2 separate regions of the Homo sapiens genome follow, and region 2 is linked to region 1. A link is an interaction called in ENCODE POLR2A ChIA-PET data of the cell type or tissue named here. Cell type or tissue: HCT116. All regions are shown on one strand. Region 1 has its middle 5.1 kb from the start of TICAM1. Region 2 overlaps UHRF1 (ubiquitin like with PHD and ring finger domains 1).

Region 1 (2,500 bases):
GGAAGTCCAAGATCAAGACACTGGCAGGCCTGGCACAGTGGCTCACGCCTGTAATCCCAGCACTTTGGGAGGCCGAGGTGGGAGGATCACTTGAGGCCAGGAGTTTGAGACTGGCCTGGGCAACATAGCAAGACCCCATCTCTACACAAATTTTTTTTTTTTAAGTTAGCCAGGCATGGTAAGGTGGGAGGGTCACTTGAGCCCAGGAGTTTGAGACTGCAGTGAGCCAAGATCGCACTACTGCACTCCAGCCTGGGCAACAGAGCAAGATACCATCTCGGAAAAAAATCCAAGTGACAATCTACAGTGTTTCTCTACGGTAGCTACAGAGAAGGGGAACTTCAGGGACTTCTCCCAGGGACATGGAGAAGATACATTCTCAGTCTTACTAAATACTGCTGGACTGTTGCCCAAATCATTGTCAGTCTTTTCACTCCCACCCTAAGTCCTGAGAGGGTTCATTTCCCCCATCACCAACCACATGTTACTTTCTCTTTGTTAATCCATATTCAAGTTGAATTCATATGCACCCAAGTATATGAATCTTAAAGGGACAGTTCAATGAATGTTACATAGGAATCCACTCCCTATAACCAACAGCCACAGGGATTACTGGTGCGTGCCCCACCATGCCCGGCTAATTTTTGAATTTTACTAGAGACGGGGTTTTGCCATATTGGCCAGGCTGGCTTTGAACTCCTGACCTCAAGTGATCTGCCCGCCTCGGCCTCCCAAAGTGCTGGATTACAGGCGTGAGCCACTATGCCAGCCTTTTTTTTTTTTTTTTTCGCTCTTTTTTGAGACAGAGTTGTACTCTGTTGCCCAGGCTGGGGTGCAGTGGTACTATCTCAGCTCACCGCAACCTCCACCTCCCAGGTTCGAGTGGTTTTCCCGCCTCAGCCTCCCGAGTAGCTGGGATTACAGGCGTGCACCACCACGCCCGGCTAAGGCTGGAGTACAGTGGCACGATCTCGGCTCACCGCAAGCTCCACCTCCTGGGTTCACGCCATTCTCCTGCCTCAGCCTCCCGAGTAGCCGGGACTACAGGTGCCTGCCACTACAACCGGCTAATTTTTTGTATTTTTAGTAGAGACAGGGTTTCACCGTGTTAGCCAGGATGTAATTTTGTATTTTTAGTAGAGATGGGGTTTCACCATGTTAGCCAGGCTGGTCTCAAACTCCTGACCTCAAGTGATCTGCCCACCTCGGCCTCCCAAAGTACTGAGGTTACAGGTGTGAGCCACCACATCTGGCCCCACCTCATCCTCTTGAGTATCTGGGAACTACAGGCGTGCACCACCACACTCAGCTAAATTATACACACACACACACACACACACACACACACACACAGATGTGGGTCTTGCTATGTTGCCTAGGCTGGTCTCAAACTCCTGGGCTCAAGCGACCTCCCACTCAACCTCCCAAAGCACTGGGATTACAGGTGAGAGTCACTGCACCTGGCTCTCACCCGATCTTTTTCCCAATCCCATCAGATAGATGCTATTATCTCCAGGGAAAATGAGGTGTAATCCAGAGAGCCCACCCTCAGCCCCACCTCAGCTACTAATAGCTGAGTAGTAATTTGAACTCAGGCCAGGCATGGTGCCTCACGCCTGTAATCTCAGCACTTTGGGAGGCCAAGGTGGGCAGGTCACTTGAGGTCAGGAGTTCGAGACCAGGCTGGCCAACATGGTGAAATCCCCCTCTCTATTAAAAATACAAAAATTAGCTGGGTGTGGTGGCACACACCTGTAATCCCAGCTACTGGGGAGTCTGAGGCACAAGAATCACTTAGCCCAGGATGCAAAGGTTGCAGTGAACCAAGATCACGCCACTGCACTCCAGCCTGGGCAACAGAGCGAGACTCTGTCTCAAAAAAAAAAAAAAAATTGGACTCAAAGAGTCAAGTTCTCTCCACGGTGCTTATAACCACCACATTTTAAGGTAGCAATGCCTGTTTTGGAATATCATACATGACACATATGTTGACTTGTGAAAGTGTCAAAGATATATTGACAATGGAATACAGTAAATTTTTTTTTTTTTGAGACGGAGTCTCGCTCTGTAGCCCAGGCTGGAGTGCAGTGGCGCGATCTCAGCTCACTGCAAGCCGCACCACCTCACAGGTTCACACCATTCTCCTGCCTCAGCCTCCTGAGTAACTGGGACTTCAGGCACCTGCCACCATGCCCGGCTAATTTTTTGTACTTTTAGTAGAGACGGGGTTTCACCGCTTTAGCCAGGATGGTTTCGATCTCCTGACACTGTGATCCGCCCGCCTCGGCCTCCCAAAGTGCTGGGATTATAGGCGTGAACCACCACGCCCAGCCGAAAGTATTTATTGTCTGGTCCTTTACAACAAACAGTTTGCTGAACTCTGGCCTATGCGAATTAAAAAGGAAAATCAGATCGAAGAATATTCAGTATCATGATCACGGATCTGTGGATATGTGTGCAAAAGTGGAAAACAGAGGCCGGGCATGGTGGCTCATGCCTG
Region 2 (2,500 bases), 120 kb before region 1:
CATGCCATTGCACACTCCAGCCCGGGCAACGAGAGCAAAACTCCATCTCAAAAAAAAATAATAAAAATAAACAAAATAAATTAAAAACATAGGCGTGGCCTGGGAGTTGGGAGTTCAAGGAGGCAGTGACCTTTGTCCATGCCACCGCACTCCAGCCTGGGTGACAGGGTGAGCTCCTGTCACCAAAAAAATTTAGAGGCATGGTGTCCACTGACACAATGCATACTGAGTACACGGGCCACCAGGAGCCCAGCCTCGGATGACTCGAAAGACACCTCCTCCTGCTTGGAGCTAAGTGCGGGGACCAAAGAGACACAAGTGAAGGTCTAGGGGCAAGGGGCTGCCCCAGCGTAGGGTGGGAGCTGGGGAGAAAGCCCTGGGAAGAATGTGGCCTGAAGGAAATGGGAAGAGAGGGACCACTGAGATGGCCTCGGCCACAGCTGAATCCTGAGACCTGCACCATCCTGAGACGTCACCATCCACAGCAGAGGAGAAATGGCAGGTGGGACTGAGTGAAGGACCTGGAGCTGGGAAAGCATCCTGGGTGAGGCGGGGGGCCTGATGTCACCCCGAGGTCCTCCCGAGAGAGGGCGGGAGAGTGAGACTCAGAGACTGGAAGAAGATGCGCTGTGGCTGTAAAGGGGGAGGAAGGGGCCCCGAGCCGAGGGATACAGTGCCTCTAGACCTTGGGAAAGGCAGAAATCTGGTTCTCCCCTGGAGCCCCCAGGAGGGCCCAGCCCTATCCCTGCCCTGACTTTAGCCCAGCAAGGCCCATGTCGGGCTCCCAGCCCCAGAGCTGTGAGATGTGAGTCGCTTTGCACTCCTAGGCTTGGGGTCACTTTGCAACAGCCCCGGGAGACAGAGACAGAAGGTAGGATGGCAGGGGGTGCCGGAGCTGGGGAGCGGGTGCAGGGGCTGGGGAGCAGTTGCCGGGGCTGGGGAGCGAGTGCCAAGGCTTGGGAGGGGGTGGGAGTGACAGTTTCAGGGCCAGGGTTTCAGTCTGGGGAGAGGATAAAGTTCTGGAGGTGGTGATGGTGGTGATGGTTGCACAACCACAAGAATGTACTCAGTGCGACTGAGCTGTACACTTGAAAATGGGGAACATGGGAAACAAGCCCCACACATTTTACCGCAGTCAACGCAAATCAGGGCGACGAGTGAGCCGTGCGAGCCTACCGGGCTGCCGCTCGCCGGCCGGTCCTTGAGTGACGCCAGGACCTCATTCCACAGCTTGGCGTTGCTCTTGTCCTCTCTGATGAGGCTGCTCTGCTGGGCCGTGAGACTGTAGGGCTCCACCTTGGTTTTCTTGGATGTCCGGCGCGGGGACCCGGCCCTGCTCGGGCCACCTCCTGGAAGAGGGTGGGGCGCGTGAGGGAGGGGCGCGTGGCCCGAGCTGCCGGAGAGACAGCCACCGGCTCCCACGTCCACACGACCTCAACCCCACACCCGCGAGATGCCCACCTGCTCCCCCACACACAAGACGCTCACCCCACACCCACGAGATTCTCACCTGCCGACTTCCGCTTCCACTTGCCCTTGCCCGTCCTGGGGGACGCGAAGCCCCCCTCCTGCTGCTCCTCCTCCTCCCTCTTGCTGTTCTCCTTCTCTCGCTCTCGGTTGGCCAGGGCTTCCAGGTAGCCTTCTGGATACTTCAGGAGGAAGAGGGACAGCCGTGAGTCAGGCTTGGGGCCCACACGCTATGCAGAGCCCGCTCTTCCAGCCTCCTTGCCAGGTCTGGGTTTCCAGACACACCTGACCCCCAATCCCCCTGAAGAGCACAGGGTAGTCCTCCCTTATCTAGTTTTGCTGAGGTTTCAGTGACCCAAAGTCAACTGAAAATGTTACATGAAATATTCTAGAAACAATTCCTAAGTTGTAAACTGCACACTGTTCTAAGTGTCCAACGTCTAGAGGCGCTGCATCCCTCGGCTCGGGGCCCCTTCCTCCCCCTTTACAGCCACCTCACATCACGCACACTGCATGATGAAACATTGCATCGTCCCACAGGGATGTGAACCTTCCCTTTGTCCAGCTTCTCGATTCTCCTGCCTCAGCCTCCCGAGTAGCTGGGATTACAGGTGCCCGCCACCACACCCAGCTAATTTTTGTATTTTTAGTAGAGATGGGGCTTCACCATGTTGGCCAGGCTGGTCTTGAACTCCTGACCTCAAGTGATCCACCTGCCTCAGTCATCCAAAATGCTGGGATTACAGGCTAAATATAAAATATTAATATTAAACATTCTAATTTTTATTAAATAAGCCCAACACTTTGGGAAGCCAAGGCAGGGGGATCGCTTGAGCCCAGGAGTTTGAGACCAGCCTGGGCAACATAGCAAGATCCCCTCTCTACAAAAAAATTTAAAAAATTAGCCGAGCCTGGTGGTGTGCATCTGTAGTCCCAGCTACTTAGGAGCCTGAGGCAGGAGAATCACTTGAGCCCAGGAGTTTGAGGCTGTAGTGAGCTATGATCACACCACTACACTCCAGCCTGGACAACA

Evidence for each region. ChIA-PET counts read pairs that join two places held together with the same protein. Peaks named below come from ENCODE experiments on the same cell type or tissue, not always from the same donor. Only the 100,000 strongest peaks of a DNase experiment are listed, where the experiment ranks them.
Region 2: POLR2A ChIA-PET joins it to region 1 with 5 read pairs; 6 of 35 experiments call an interaction of 5 or more read pairs at or near these places.

What each region holds. Positions count from the first base shown.
Region 1 is chr19:4,835,596-4,838,095 of GRCh38, reverse strand. No RefSeq gene overlaps it. Among named protein-coding and RNA genes, the nearest start is that of TICAM1, 5.1 kb to the right of the region's middle. In HCT116, no CTCF peak of the experiment used is centred here; no DNase peak of the experiment used is centred here.
Region 2 is chr19:4,953,499-4,955,998 of GRCh38, reverse strand. UHRF1 (ubiquitin like with PHD and ring finger domains 1) reads right to left here. Exons shown (of 17, transcript NM_001048201.3): 14 at 1,511-1,649; 15 at 1,177-1,349. Among named protein-coding and RNA genes, the nearest start is that of KDM4B, 14 kb to the left of the region's middle. In HCT116, no CTCF peak of the experiment used is centred here; no DNase peak of the experiment used is centred here; H3K27ac peaks cover 428 bases.